Regions from separate parts of the Mus musculus genome. Here region 2 is linked to region 1. Evidence: chromatin loops called from intact Hi-C (ENCODE). Cell type or tissue: left cerebral cortex. All regions are shown on one strand. Each heading gives the region's core, and the rest is flanking DNA. Links, peaks and the distances in the headings are about the cores only. Region 1 has its middle 37 kb from the start of 9230102K24Rik. Region 2 has its middle 130 kb from the start of 9230102K24Rik.

Evidence for each region. A loop is a pair of places that touch in the nucleus more often than their neighbours do. Peaks named below come from ENCODE experiments on the same cell type or tissue, not always from the same donor. Only the 100,000 strongest peaks of a DNase experiment are listed, where the experiment ranks them.
Region 2: it touches region 1 in a loop (3-fold over the local background); 3 of 42 quality-filtered maps call a loop at or near these places.

The regions. Positions count from the first base shown.
Region 1 is chr10:110,559,785-110,568,164 of GRCm38, reverse strand. No RefSeq gene overlaps it. Among named protein-coding and RNA genes, the nearest start is that of 9230102K24Rik, 37 kb to the left of the region's middle. In left cerebral cortex, for the core only: no CTCF peak of the experiment used is centred there; DNase peaks (open chromatin) are centred at 450, 1,248, 4,447 and 4,854; H3K27ac peaks cover 1,269 bases.
Region 2 is chr10:110,465,967-110,474,346 of GRCm38, reverse strand. No RefSeq gene overlaps it. Among named protein-coding and RNA genes, the nearest start is that of 9230102K24Rik, 130 kb to the left of the region's middle. In left cerebral cortex, for the core only: no CTCF peak of the experiment used is centred there; DNase peaks (open chromatin) are centred at 4,714 and 5,518; H3K27ac peaks cover 1,092 bases.

The DNA.
Region 1 (8,380 bases), core at 151-8,150:
TACTGACAGTTGATGGCTGCTAGGAGAATAAGAGTCAATTTTTTTTAAAGGGGCATGGTCCTTGGTAGATCGTCCATGTTCCAGTAGATGGCTCTAGGGTCAGCAAGAGTTGCATTCAGTGGATCATAATAAACAAAGGACTTGAAGCTGTGAGGGAGAAATGAAGGCTGGATGGGGCTGAATCTGTGAGGAGTTAGGGGGAGGAGTGTTGTGTTGTGGTGGGGAGTCCGATAAAAATATTTGCATGTGAGGTTCTTAGAGAATTGATTACATATATGTGTAACGGTAGACTCCTTTTCCAAGAGTATTCGGACTCAATGGGTTTCCAAGATACTTCCCCACCTGGGGATCCATCCCATATACAGACACCAAACCCAGATGCTGTTGTGGATGCCAGGAAGTGCTTGCTGACAGGAGCAGGATATGTCTGTCTCCTGAGAGGCTCTGCCAGAGCCTGACAAATTCAGAGACAGATGCTTGCAGCCAAGCATTGGAGAGCACAGGATCCCTGATAGAAGAACTGGGGAAGGGACTGAAGGAGCTGAGGGGGTTTGCAGCCCTGTGGAGGGAGCAAAAGTGTCAACAAGCCAGACCTTCAGGAGCTCCCGGGGACTGGACCATCAACCAAAGAGTACAGTTGGAGGGACCCATGGCTCTGGATGCATATGTGGCAGAGGATGGCCTTGTTGGACATCAGTGGGAGAAGAGGCCCTTGAACCTGAGGGTGTTCGACACCCCAGGGGAATGCCAAGGTGGGAAGAGGGGGAGTGGCTGGGTGGGTGGAGGAGCGCCCTCATAGAAGCAGGAGGAGAGGGAGATATGATAAGGGGTTTCCGAAGGGTAGATCTGGAAAGGGGAAAATATTTGCTATGTAAATAAGGAAAATATCCAATAAAAAAGCCAATAAATAAATAAATAAATAAATAAATAAAAAAGAAACACAAGACAAAAAAAAGGAAGGAAATTCAAAATCAATATTGGATGAGTAAGGGGAATCAAGATGAAGAACACAGACCTAGGAGAAACTGCAAGAAGGAGATGAATATGATCGAAATGCATTGCATGATGTTTTCCCAAGAATTAATAAAGGATTATGTAAAAGGAAAGGAAAAAGCTTGTTTTTCCCCCCTGCTTTTAAAAACGTCCTTATTTCCCGAAGCGGTCTGTCTGGGAGTGGGAGGGTCTGAGCTTGAAGCATTTCAAGGAGCCAGAACTCCGTGCTCTATTTTGCCGCCTTCAGATTATTGGTATGTGAGACCTGGACTACAGGACAGTCGCCATAGGAACACTGTGGCCTGGTGCCATCTTGCTTGACTTAGAGGATGGACAAGAGAAAAGGACTTTCCTAGGTCAGGAAGACAAATCTCTCCCAGCAGAGTCTGAGAGTTTCCTTTGAGACTTGTTGGCAAGAATAAGGTAGTATAGTCCTTCCACTCCCGAACCCCTACAGAGCATATTGGCAATCACGAAAACATGATTGGCAAAGCATAGAATTGCTACCATGGGAAAGACAGTGCAGGAGCCAGCACCAGAGGCCCAGCATGCTGACCCACCCCTCCCCACTCCTCCCTCCCCCCAGCACCACCATTTTGCTATCATGAAAGCACATTAGCGAGCTGCCCTGTGCTTATATTTGCCAATTTTCCAGGCCATGGCTTCTGTGATATCTCTCTCAGTCTTGTGTGAGTCAGCAGTGGGGGTCTTTAGAATGTGGGTCTCCCTTTGTCCGTTGATCCGGTCAGGAATCCTCATGATTACAGTCACTCAGAGAGGCAGGTGTCCCTGCATTCTCCTTTGCTGTGTCATACCATGTCACATATGATCAACAACCTTTGTATTCCGTGTTTTCTTTGTTGCTTTTAAGTTTTAAGCCTAAGAGGACCTAGGCTTATAATAGGCCTTTGGCATCTTTCTGTCCCCTATGGCTGCTTCTTCTGTGTATAAGATTAAAGTGAAAGATAATCCCCTTTTATCTCCTCTAGTTTCTGGAACCACAAGCCTCTGCTGGGAATGGTTAGTGATATGGAGTGTGTTTTCTTCTTCACTGTTAAACATTCTTGTGGCTTTTCTACCTTTTCCAGGAATGTTTAGTCATATACACACATATATGTGGGTAAGACATTTTCCAGAATTGATTTTTCATTATGGAAGTTCATTTTCAAAAACATCTGTCACCATTGTTAAAGCATTATTTTAATGTGTTTATTAAAAAGCAATTTTTTTTAATAAAGGAGGCAGAGCTTGTTAAAACTATAGACTTGATTTTTGTTTGTTTGTGTGTTTGTGTGTGAGTCATCTTTCCTGTGTAAGTCATCTTTCCCCCACCTCCTTACCCCAACTCAGTACCACCTACAAAACCAAAAAGCCTAGCTCCAGCCCCATAGCTCTGGAAAGCTGTTTGTATATGAGCTACCTTTCCTGGTAAGTACAGTTACCACCCACATCAAAGACACCTCTATTTACAGCTGATGGAGACCATCACAGAAAACCACAACTGAACACAGATTAACAGACAGTGGGCAGAGCAGCCACAGTGAATCAGATATCTTCAGTTCAGGTAACACAGAGGAATGGGAAGTTGAAACATTGTAAAAGCCAGAATACCAGGACTTCTGTAGTGAAATGGTCTCTTCGAGAAATGGCTGTAGAAAAAGGATCAGAAAAATGGCAGTTTAATGCAGACAGAGGAGAATTTCACAAGATCATGACCCTAGACAGAGAATTCCCTTTTTGGTTGTCCCAATCCTAAATTGTGAGCCCCCAAACCATAAATACACACACACACACACACACACAAACTCAGCAGGTTATGTATATGTATTTGCACATACATATATGCATGTATTTGCACACGTACATATATGCATTTATATCAGTGAAAAAGAAGCAATCAGCTTGAGAGTTGGTAGGTGAACATAAGAAGGGTTGGAGAGCATGCTTGAGGGGCTGGAGGGAAGAAAGGGAGAGATTCAGTGACGTAATGCAGGCTCAGCAACCACAAAGCCAGGAGAGGGTGTCAGATCTCTAAGAAGTGAACTTAGGACAATTGTGATCTGCCACGTGGGTGTTGGGAACGGAACCTGGGGCTTCTAATAGGGCAGCAAATGCTCTAAATGAACGAGCCATCTGTATAGCACCGCCCCCAAAGAGCTTGAAATTGAGTTTGTATAACGGATTTCTTCAGACACATAACGAAGTAATAAGAAAAAGATGTTTCTTATTACTCATTTATCAAGAGGTATGAAAGCATCTATTTAGCCTTTCTTTACATACATAACCTTTGAAATGTTGAAAAAAAATGAGTAAACTAGCAAGCTCTTCACATTCAGGGCATCAAGTAATATTTGCTGGTCAGTATTTTACCACCACAGTAATTTATTTTTCTAGACCATAGCGTGAAATATTTGGACAATCCTTAAAGAAAAATGAAATCAAAATGAAAATATCTGTTTTGAAATTAGGCAACTCATTCTTTTATATTATAGATCTTTTCTTTGTTATTTTAATTATCCCTTCTTATGCCATCATTGGACTAGCAAATTGCTGTTGTTGAAGAGAAACACGTGCCTCTAGTATTAGCCATTTAAATTGCCCTTTATGAAAAAAAATAAAAATGAAGACTTTTGATATGAGGAGACTGCTTGTATCTACTACTCCACTTTGAGCAAAAAAAAATATAAAAGACTTTCTTTTTGACACAGGTTATCTCTGTATATCCTTGGTTGTCCTGGAACTTGCTCTATAGACCAGGCTAGCCTCAGACTCACAGAGATCCTCCTTCCTCTGCTTCCCGACTGCTGGACTTAAACTGTGCATCACCACTGCCCAGATTGTAAAAGACTTTCATCATATCATCATCATCACCACTACCATCAGTTTTCATCCTGAGTGTAGTTTCCCCTCCCTCCTCTTCTCCCAGTTTCTAACCCCCACCTCCCCTCCCAATAAAACTCTCCTCCATTTCTTTTCAGAAAAGGGCAGGCCTCCCATGGATAGCAACCAAATATGGCATATCAAGTTGCAGCAACACTAGTCACCTCCCCTTCTATTAAGGATGGAGGAGGCAACCCAGAATGAAGAAAAGGGTCCCAAAACCTGGCAAAAGAGTCCTCTTCCCATTGTTAGGAATTGCACAAGAAGATCAAGCTTACCAATGGTAGCATAAAAGACTTTCTTAAAAAGGAAGAATGTACTCTGAATCGTTTTGTGCTGAGTCTTTATAAGGAAATGTAAATGAAGATAGAAATACTACATCTCATTGACACACACACACACACACACACACACACACACAACTTTTGCTTAATTCTCTTGAAAACCTCATACCCCCAGATAATCACTGAGCTTAGAAAAGTTGCTGAGATCCTGATTGAGAAGGCAGACTCAGAGTAGAGAAGTGCAAAATAACAGCCCATATGCTAAGCCACATGCATTATAAGGCTCAATACTTCTGAAAGAAGCTTTCAAAGGCAAGAGAGAACTCCAAATCTGGAGCCCACAGAGACATCTGGTGCCTTAGAACTTCCCATTTTTCTTTGGCAGATATTTTAGCTAATTTTACCACCTTGGTCAGATGTGTGATTCCTTTTAAAGCTTATTCTAATTTTAACATAGTCTCCTGGTTTCACTCTCTACTGTCAGGACCAAACTTTTAATGGCAACAGTAGGTCATTTAGCAATTTCTTAGAAGGACAAAGTAAGGCTGGACCATGTAATTAATATAGTGGGCACACGATCTGATTTTTAAAGATTTGATGCAATTCTCCAACTTTGCCTTCTAACAAATGCACGTGGGAAAAATAATGGTTGAATCAATATGTAGAAAAACCCTTGAATCTCAGTCATTGCTCATTATGACTGTGCAGGAGCTAACTCTGCCAAGACTGCTTTGAGAGGTCTCACCATTGTACTGCGGACTCCTAACAAACCAAACTCTAGGGCTAGGCCTGTGCCTATGTCAGAGTGTGAATTCACATATACCTGATGTGGATGGTTAAGTAGGACCCGGAATTGAGGAATCACTATGACAAATGTGCCAAGATAGGCATATAAGGATTACGGAGTAGCAAGAAGGACTCACTTGAAGATGAAGAGTGTGAATGTTCAGCTGTATTTGCGACACTTGGAGTTCAGTGGTGTTCATCCTAGAACTGAAAAGAAGTACCTTACCCACCTTCCTCAAATGATAGATTAGGAGAAATGACCATTGTAATAAACTCCCTGAGTCTTCATAATGAACAACATAGTGATTCTAACTTCTATTCTAGATATACGTACATACATACGTGTACACACACACACACACACACACACACACACACACACACACACCAGATCAAATATTCCAATGCATGGAAAACTTGGAAATAACCCAATTTTTGTTTTTATTCATGACTTCCATTTTCTTCTATTTTGTTTCATCACATCAGAAAAGATCCAAGTGTTTCATCAGAGCATCTTTTTAAAAACGACAATACATTTCTTAGACTATGGAGTCATGTGCTATCAAATTAAGAGAGAACAGAGAATGTGAAAATTGTAGTTCACCCATCCATCTGATCAAAAGCTAGATGATCTCCTCCTGCTTGTACTATCTGCCTCTGGACTGATGATGAGTCCCTAGGCAGGTTTACTCTGGCACCTCTCTAAGTTCAGCTCTCCATAAAATATTTCCCTGAGAATACTTCAAGAAATATAATGCAGAATTAGAAGCCCCATCATGGTGATCACCACTCACTGTCAAAGCCACTTGCCCAACTGCAGTACCACTCAGTGCCATTTCATCCACTGCTTTCCTTTGCCTCTCATAGAGTTAGAGATAGTATTAGCCTTCTTGTCTAAATAGTACAGAATCTAAAGCTCTGAGGGGTTGTTAAGATGAAATAAGCTTTTCTGTATATGATCTACATACACCTAGGCCCCAAGGAGTAACTTTTAAAGACGAATGTTGGTAATTACTCAAAAACTAAAATGCATTCAAGATGAACTGGCCTGAAAGAAATATTTCATTGAGTAAATTGTAGCTCATGCAAAGAAGTATTTCATGCCGTTGGCCGGCAGTTGTTACCTTCTAATGATGTCTCTAGAGACATATTCAATCTGATGTAGAACTGACAAGTGATTCATTTGTCCACATTGTTCAGAAAAAAAATGAGTCAAAATACATATTGAATAATACAGGTATCAACTTACACTTATAAGCATTAATGGCTTTTGACTCAAAGCCTAACTAAATTATGCTACATTTGTAGAATGTCTTCTAGTCATTCCCAGGTTGGTAAATGGAGCTCGAATTAAAATGATGAGAACTATATTTGGAAGACATGGTGGTTTTACACCATGGGTTTGGGCTGCTAAAACTTCTATACCGGTGATTGTAACTACATCTATTCCAGCCTTTCCTATTAGCAATCAAACACAACAGGGTGGCTGTTGCTAAGATTATATCTCATGATACCAAAAGATGAGGCAAATGCAGCTATAAATTATTTTTAAAATAAAGTAGATTAAGGAATTATTGATCCCTCTTTTCTCATATTGTCTAGCATAACTGATCTTTTGGCATGTGGCCTATCCTATTCCCTAAAATGATTTAGGCTCTGGGTTGCATTGAGTAACACAGTGATGGTAATCAATGCTACTTTAAGATATGAATCAGAGACTCCTTTGAAGTAACAATTGTTAATGTAGAAGGATTCAGAGCTGGGCAAGATGCTTAACAATTTTATCCCTGGAGCTGGCTCTGCAGCACTTGCCAGTGCTGTGAAAGCTAGTCATCAGGGAGGAGCTTCTTAGTTTTTACCAACTGGATTCTTTTTTATGTGGCCAGAGTGTGTGTAGTTTTCAGCAATAGAGTGCTACCATCAAGGTCTGGGGAGGAATTTAGAGCACTGGTTACAAGCCTGGATTGTTTTGGAGGACTTTAGGACACCTTGATCAACAACCAGAGGGAAGGAGGTCATAACTAGTACTGGAAACTCGTGGTCTCTTGGAGCATCATTATCCCCCACATGGAAAAACTTCAATTATGCTGTCTTATATAAATATATATATATATATACATATACATACACACACACACACACACACACACACACACACACACACACATATATATATATATGTATGTGTACTTTAGAAAGCAGTAGGTTTTCATAAGGCTTTTCAAACATCCTTAGTGCTAGTAGATTGCTTCTAGGAAAGGGACAGTCAGTTATTTTTAAGGGGTGACCCCTGGTAGGTTGACCATGCCCCAGCTGATAGCTTCATTCCCACGAGTATAAGGGTAGCACAAATTGAGCCCAGTAGGTTATAAATAAAAATAAATAAGACACAAATTTGGAAGGAGGTAATGGGTGCATCTGGCAGAAGTTAGAGGGAGTTGAAGAGTGCATATGATCAAAATACAACATATCAAATTCTCAAAGAATTAATAAAAATGTTATATTAAAATAATGTAAAAAGGTGTGTATGTTATTCTTATAAAGTAAAATTATTAGACAATATGGAAGCCTGAGCAATATCACTTTAACTTGAAAAGTTATTAGTTATTATTTCTGGGTAATGAGATTGTTTGATGTAACAAATAATATTAAAGACCTCAGAGGATATAAATGTTCTTAAATGGGAGATTGTAATACAAGTAAACTTTATAATTTTCTGACTGATGTCACAGAGAGAAATAAAAAAGAGAGAATCACAAACAGAAAATATAAAATAATACTGTGGAATTATTTTAAATGACATCGAGTGTTAAAATGTTATTATCATTTATAAATGACAAAGTTCCTCTTCTCTAACGTGACAATTGAGTTGGTATTTTATGTTTAACAGGAAATAGAACTATCCCAAACACAGAATATGTCTTAGAGTATTATTGCTGTGACGATACACCATGACTCTTCAAAAGCAAACTTATGGTGGGGGGGGGGCTGACTTACAGTTTCAGAGGTTCAGTCCATTATCATCATGGTGGGATATATGGCATCCTACAGACAGACTTGGTGCTGAGAGCCAAGAGTTCTACATCTTGATCTAAAGGCAGGTAGAAAAGACTGTCTTATGCAGATAGCCAGGAAAGGGTCTCTTCCATTTAGGCAAAGTTTGAGCACTAGGAGACTTTAAAGCCCACCCCCACAGTGACACATCTACTCCAACAAAGCCATACCTCCTAATTGTACCAGTCCCCATGGGCCAAGCATTCACACATGTGAGACTATGGAGGCCAAACCTATTCAAACCAGCATAGAATATTAGAACCATTTGGGGGTATTAATTTTTTAGATTTATGAGATATTCACAATGTATTATTATTCTCTGACACAAAATGGTTTAAACAAAAAGTGTTTTTGTAGGTAGAATCCCTTTTAATACTTGTAAT
Region 2 (8,380 bases), core at 246-8,245, 94 kb after region 1:
ATCCACATGTCACAGGCTGTATTGCGTAGTCCATATCCTTTTTAGATGACTCATCCTTACCAATCCCACTCTCTTCCTCTGGAGGAGCTCATGCTTAGGACTCCCACCAACTTCCAAGGAGAGAAAGACTTCCTTGTCTATAGTGAAACTAATCATGCTTCCTAAAAAAAAAAAAAACAAAAAGAATAAAAGAAACTATCTTATAGTAAACATGCCAATGTGGGTGGGGTGGGGGAGGAGTTTCCAGAGGCTCCATCACTAGATTAAGAGCTACAGGCAATTAGTGGTTACCAAGAAATGGAGATTCGGTCTTTTCCAGCAATGACCTCCTTGGTAGGTTATCCAATCCCAAGGTCAGCATGTGCATATGAGCAATACTAAATGGACTCAGCGGGTTGTATTTATAGATACCCTATTATTATTGCTACTATTACTATGATGATGATCAATACTACTATTAATAATAGAAGAAGTCATAATTTTGAGGGAGTAGGGGGGAACTGGAGGAGTTTTATTAAGTGGGTAGGAAGTGTGGAAATGATGTAAATTATATATATATAATATAATGTAAAAAAAAATATATATATATATAATTTACTGACAGAGTAAGATCCTAACAAGGACAGTAGGCTTCCTTTCCTGTGTGTGTGTTTATGTAAAATCCAAGTTCCTATTAGATATTTCCAATTCAGTATTTCACTTTGAGCACAGAGACATAATTTCTGAAATCAACTTCATTATCCATCGCTTTAAAGCAAGTCTTAGTTTAACTCTGATCTCAATGGCGTGAGTAGTGGTCTTATAACTTAGGCACAGATCTTTGCTTTTCTTGATTTTTATTTCATTTTGCTCTTAGTGTTAAGAAACATAACATTTAGGTTCAATTGAGTGTGCCTGAGAGAGGATCAAAGTTAATGTTTTATATTCCCATCATTTCTGAGCCTAATTAAAATGACATCTTTGGTGTTTTGGTGGGTTTTTGTTTGTTTGTTTAGTTGGTTTTTGTTGTTGTTGTTGTTGTTGTTATTGCTGCTGCTGTTCTTTGGTATAACAGTAATACCTACCCAACAAGCTCTGGACTGTAGGGATGAAGTCCTAATTGAATATGTATTGTTGATATGGCCACCAGCATCTCAAGAAACCCAATGCCTCAGACCCAATGGGGATGGCAAAGCCTTACCCTGCTCTGTGTGTTGACAGTGTTTACAGAAAGTATCAACCCTAGTTTCCTCCTCCCCTGTGTTTACAGGGAGACTGCTCCCTGTCAGAGCCCTCCCATTGATATGAGTTCAACCCCCTGCTTCCCTTCAGATATACACAATAAGTGTGCTGAGTTTCTGGACTGCCACCAGCACATCTCTATCAGAGCACATGACTCACTTGATGCTAGCCTTTCTGTTTGTATGTGTGTTCTTTCAGGTTTCTAGGACCCTGGTGCTAGATCTGTGGCAGAGGACAGTTTTCTATTTTCTTAACTTGTATGCAGCAGGACATGGCTTACTTAGAATTTACTTCTCCAACAGAGGTGCCAAGATTTGCCCTGGTACCACAAAGGAATTATCTACCACGGTTTTCTCTTAGAGATACAAGTGAGAGGATGTAATACAGAGAGGCCAGCGAAGACCGAGGAGAGGTTTTGTGTGTCAACTTGACACAAGCTGGAGTTATCACAGAGAGAGGAACCTCCCTTAAGGAAATGCCTCCATGAGATCCAACTGTAAGGCATTTTCTCAATTAGTGATCAAGGGTGGGAGGGCCCATTGTGGGTGGTGCGATCCCTGGGCTGGTAGTCTTGGGTTCTATAAGAAAGCAAGCTGAGCAAGCCAGGGGAAGCAAGCCATTAAGTAACTTACATCCCTTCATGGCCTCTGTATCAGCTCCCGCTTCCTGACCTGTTTGAGTTCCAGTCCTAACTTCCTTTGGTGATGAATAGCAATGTGGAAGTATAAGCTGAATAAACACCTTACTCCCCAATTTGTTTCTTGGTCATGATGTTATGTGTAGGAATAGAAACCCTGACTAAGCCATCTATGGGGAAGCTCTTTTCTTGGGTTGGTAAGCCTTTTCATGTGCAGCTAATTAGGGGAGGAGTGTCATGTTACCTAGGGTCTATAAGGAAGCCCAAATGAATTCACTGGTTCTCCCAGAGTGAATCTGGTGGGATAATGCCTCAGTTTGTTGTGGGGACCTCAGGGAAAGGGGTAGGTGCTATTTGGTCTTCCTCAGGGCAGGGATTTTAGCAGCACTGCCGATCAAGATGCTAACAAGGGCAGTTAGGAGCCTCTCCTGTCCATCTTCACCCATAAAGAAGGGAGATACTGAGATTTCCCTCCGTCCCTTGAACCCTTCCTCAGTAAGTAGGATGTGCACAGTTTGCTCTGGCATGTTCATTTCACACACAGCATGTTGCTTTTTTTAGTAAGTTTTCCTTTTAGGAGAACAGAACTTGCCTAAACAACTCCCAAAATAAGTGTGTGATGTCTCCAGGTTGTATTTTTCTAATTAGTGCTTTTGTACCCAGCCATTTTTTTCTTTCTAGTTCTAGATTCACTTGACTACTGCAAACAAAAATAACTTCAATTGAACTTTAAAGGTCTTTAATCGCTCAGACTCTGTTTATGACTCTAACTTCATCTTATTCTCCCAACATTAGCCCCTGCATTATTTTCATACTGTCCCAAGTATGGTAGATACATGAATGATCTTGTGACTTGGTAATAGTGGAGGTTCACACTCATAGGTGTTTGTTGGGGCCAGAGATGTTTGCATTTCTAATCAGCTTCCAGGTGATGTATTGCTGTTGGTCCTATAGACCACAGACTTTTGAGTCCCACAGGTCTATAAGATCTAGTTGAAAGGCCCTAACTGGTTTAATTTAATTCCACAGCCCCAGGAGTAGCATCTGGGAAGAGAGATGCAAAATTACCTTGGGTGCTTGTTGAAGGATATTTGATCACACTGTGAACCTTGTTATTATGTTAGTTACTGGAGAAACCAGTTTTTAATTGTGGTGTAGCTCAGCCTTAGCACACACCTTTAATCTGAGAGTTTTCTGCTTGAATATTGTAAGCAGAATTAAATACAGTGAGGGGGGGTCAAGGGGCGGAGCAAGCAACCAGCTGACAGGAAGTGGACATAGGATTAAGATAAAACCATAGAGAATAAGAGGGAGTCAGGAGGACGAATAGAGAGATGCACAGGAAGTAGAAGGGAGGGATATTTGGTTTGAAGGAGTTTTTTTTTTTTTTTTTTTTTTTTTTTTTTGAGACTGGTGAGAGACATCCCTAGTGGGATGCTGGCTGATGAGCAAGGTCAGCTGGGTGCTTTCTCTGCCTTTCTGTGCTAGTAGGCTTTCACCTCAGCATCTAGCTCCAGAGTCCTCATTGGTAAAATTGAATGATTGAGATTTTGTTAAAACAAAACAAAACACCAAACTAGCTGCTCTTAGAGCACAGTTATAAGCTGCCATGTAGGTGCTAGGAATTGAGCTCTTAACCACTGAGTCATCTCTTTAGCCCCAGAAGTATATATTCTTGAGCAGTATTATAAATTTAATTCTCTCATGCTATTGTCCCAGGTAAATGAGATATTTTTAGTACAGACAGAATCTCTGAAATTCTTTTCAGGTTTTTCCCATGCATTGTACATAGCAAGTCTACAATAAGTACATTTATTGATTATTTATTCTTAAGCAATTCATTCTATTTAGCATATCAAGAAAGAACCTCTAAGCTACCTTTACACTTATAGTTTGACAACAGAAACTATTTTTTAAAAAACATTACAAAATATTGTAAGAAGATTATTGTGCTAAAAAAATAATAAAGATGTTTGTGATATTATGGACCCTGATGGGCCTTATGAATCAGGTTAAGGAAAATATGTGTCATTGCTTTGTTTATAGTATTATGTTTCACATGTGTATGTGTGCTTAAATATGTGGGGCACAGGTGTGGGGTGTGTGCATATGTGTGGATATGTGTGCATATGCATGTACAGGTGGAGGTCCAAGGTTGACATCAGGTGTCATCCTCAACCTATCTCCCACCTTATGGATCAAGATGGGAGCTTACCATTTTTCTTTTTATGTATGTATGTATGTATGTATGTATGTATGTATGTATTTATTTTTATTAGATAATTTCTTTATATACATTTCAAATGCTATCCCGAAAGTTCCTATACCCTCCCCCGACCCTGCTCCCCTACCCACCCACTCGCACTTCTTGGCCCTGGCGTTCCCCTGTACTGGGGCATATAAAGTTACCAGTTTTAGCAATAGAGGTAATCTCTGAATGTTCCAGGGGTTCCCTGTCTCTGCCTCCCGAGGTCTGGAACTAAAGCTGAACCTCCATGTTTATCTGCCTTTATATGTGGATTCTGGGGATCCAAACTGTGGTCCTCACATCCCCATGGCAAGTGCTTTCCCTCGGAGACATTTTCGCAGCTATTGAGTATGGTATTCTGAAGTTGAAAAGATCATCATTGTTTATTACATTCATCATCATTACAGTCATTTTTAAACTGATGTTAAATGTGATCAATTGATATAGGTAGATGCTTGGACACAGACATGATCAGTTGATATAGGAAGAATCTTTTCTTGCCAAGGGTTCCTATTGCAGAGGCTTGAAGGATTCCAAAAGATAGATGGTCTACAGAAATACATTGCTATAAATGTGACTTGAGTTTGCAGCCGAGTTGGAAACCTCCCACGGACATCAGACTGTAACAGCCTGCTGGAAATTTTAGGGGAAGAAGGCATAAAATGCTCATAAATTTTGACTGCAGACTTCAGGTCTCAGATTTCAAATGAATGTATTGATCGGGTCATGCCTTTAAACCTTTGAAGAAGTCCTATGTGCCTGAATAAATTCTGTGGACGTGTATGTTTGAAAATGTGTGCTTTGCCTTCTGTAAAAGAAATGTGCCAATGCAATAACATTAACCCGTTCCTCATGAAGATCTCATTCTTTCCTAAGATCTTAGAGCCCAGGAAAGAAATTGGACAGGACACATGTCCTTCTTTCTAACTCCTTTTGTGTGAGATTATTTTTCAGTCTGTTATTATCTTTTTAAATGAATAGAATAGTCACTGGGCACTGTCCACTCAAATTCTACCTGGAGCATCAGAAATAAACATCTCTGAGATATTTATGGAGATAGTCATGCAATTGTCCTTCAAAGACTATAATCATTTGTCTTCAGCATCCCTAGATGCTGACATTCTAACTGGATCCTGCATACAAGAGTGGAGAAGGACTTACGTCAGTTTTGATTTTCGGGTTGATTAAGGATAACTGTTCTTAACACAAAACAAGCATAGTTGCTTAAAACTAAGGATGCTCTTTTTAGTAGGGATAAGGATAAAGATAAAGATAAGGCTAAGGACACGGCTAAGAATGAGGGTCATCTTTTTTAGTGAGACTCCTGATAAATCTGCACCTGCAATTTTCTTCCTAAGTGCTTATGACTTCAAGTTTATAAATTAGTGGGAAGACTTCCTAGTCTGCAAAACATCAAGGAGATAGACATTAGCATTTCACATCTGCTATCCTGTGACAGTTATTACAGGAGCTGAGATATGACTCTGCATCTTGTATCACGTGGTCTGGTCCCTATCCATCCCCACAGTACCTCAGATAGCAAAGCGTGGCTTGAGTCGATGTTTATGTACAAGAATTATTCAGTAACTAAAATGTCAGTGGCTTCAAGATGAAGTATCAGAAATTGTTGTGAAGAGGGTTGGAGTCCTAATTAAGTGAAATAATGTAGTCCTCATATATAGAAGATACCCAGGCATTTTTGTGTGTGTGTGTAGAAAATCAACACCCACACATATACACATTCGCACACACATATACTTCTAATTTATGTGCCTATAATGAAGAGGTTTAACGGATACTTTTAATGAAGAGCATATAGATCAGAAAAGTGCTTGTTCTCATCAGCCACGTGAACTTGACCATGATAAGTACATTTTAATAAGTTAGGAAAGCTTTCAGCAAAAGCTGACATGGTATAGGGTCAAATCTATACCTCATTAAGTAGGTAGCTGGAGAAGTTTGTGGCATCATATAGTGACAAATAGCTCTGGGTTGGATGAGCCTCTGGGATAGAGATTTTTTGTGATGGTTATAACCATCTACTTTTCATGTGGATGGTACCTGCTGCTTTCTACATACTCTGTTGACTTTTCTATGTTTGACTTGTAGGCAGCTACGTTTGGTTAGTAAGCAAGCCAATAAGGTGCTCCGTGCTTCTATTTTAGTTCCTAAAGTCACCGTACCAAAAACATTAGAAGAAACTTAAGACACGCTAGAGGTAGAAAACAAACAGCAAACAAACATAACCACGTCTTTGGTAAGAAAAGCACACTTCTGCACTCTTGCTTGATGGAATAGAAATCCACTGGTACCGACTTTGCCCAGTACAAGTGTATGGGATGTTCCCTTTTCTCTTTGTTCTATGTAGCAGGCAGCATAGGATTTGAGATGTTGAATACATACAGATAAATACATACAGGTTGTATTTAGGAAAGATTAGCTGTGCAAAGCCCTTCTGAATTGAGAAGACAAACTCACGTTTTTCTGATATCGTTATGTATTCATGTAGACTTTCTATGAGCCAGATCACTGAATGGCTTTTAGGATTTGTGCTCTGATCAGAGGGCCAAAGATTGCCACAAGGTTACACCATGTAACAGACCTTGTTGGGGAGATTTGGGGGGGGGGAGGCACACAAATGTTGCCTCTGAGCAAGAATGGAGGAGAAAGAGAGCAGACTGCAAAGCCACAGGCTTTATAAAGGAATATAGTACATGCACGTGGGCAGCATTTGGTGGCTGGTGATGATGTGGCCAACGATGCTGAGGTGGAGTGGGGAGGGCACCTGGTTCTGGAATGCAGGTGATTCTGGTTTTACAACAGTGACAGGAATGGCTTGTCATTCCTGTCTCCTACTCACTTAATGCCCAGTTGAAATATATGTCCTGTGCTCATGTATAAGGACAATGTGATGTGTAATTTCTCCCCCTACATATTGAGTTTTTCAAAGAGATGTTCCCCTATCTGATGTTTTATTCCTGAAAAAAATAAAGTGCTTTCTTCTCTTGGCTTCCCAGTGAGTACCTCTTGAATCTTGATTTGCACTGTCAGTGTGTGGCAAGAGCAATGAACTTTCTCTCACTTTATCTCTTTTCTTTACACTTGGGCATATTAAAAGCAAATCACTCTCTGCTCTGTCTTGTTTTCCTGGTAATTCTTTTGTTTTCCCTAGAAGAGAAGAATCCTAGGTAAATAAAAGTTGACCAATGTGCAGAAATAAATATCTTTTCACTATTAGATTAAGATTATTAAGAATAACAGGTTTGAAGAAATGGAATATATTCAGATTATTTAAATTCTATTTTATTGGTTGCTTGAGGAAATGTGTCTAGGATGGATTATAGCTATAAATGTGAAGCAGGTGCTAGCTTTCTTGTGTCTCGTGATCCAGGTCTGATATCCAGCATGAGATACTATTGGGGTTTTTAAGGCCATAGCATGAATTGACGTGATCAACATTTAACATAAAGGAGATTGCTATGAAAAAAAAAAGTCATGAAAAGAATAGGTAAAGGTGTATTAATGGTGCAAAAGTACATAAGAACCTAGACGACCTATGCTTTCAAAGGGTGTGCACCATTGTCTCAATCTCCCGGAGAAAATCATACTGTTATTATTTCAAAATACAGAAAAATACTCAGCAGTGGTACTCTTTTAGGAAGGCTCACATGATAAGCTCACTGAACTGCCGCTTACAGCTCTTAAACCTGTCCTAGAAGACTCTCAGTGTTGCTGTTCTGGTCACCAACAGTGATGACGTCATCAAAACCTCAGGAGGGAGGGAAGCGTAATTCTGAGTGCTGGCTGGATGAACAAAGTTATTCAAGAGCCACAGCTGGCTTGTCTTTCACATCTTTCTCTAGGATGCCAAGGTTATCAACAAGGGGAGTGGGAACCGGGAATCAATTTTCAGATATTTACAAGGTCGTGGTGGTCTAAGATAGCAAGGCTGCAGTACTTGGCAGGAAAAGACCCATGTTTAGCATCTCTAATGGCATCAGTCATGCTCCAAGAAAGGAATAGGAGCTAACCTGCTAGTGGTCACACTTTAAAACTTCTCTTCCATTATACCTGTGGGAAACTTATTTTGCAGCAATTTTATTATTTTTTTCTCTTTTTAAGATAGGGTCTGGATGGAGCAAAAGGTCCCCAATGAAGGAGCCAGAGAAAGTACCCAGGGAGCTGAAGGGGTCTGAAGCCCCATAGGAGGAACATCAATATGAACTAACCAGTACCCCCAGAGTTCCTTGGAACTATACCACCAATCAAAGAAA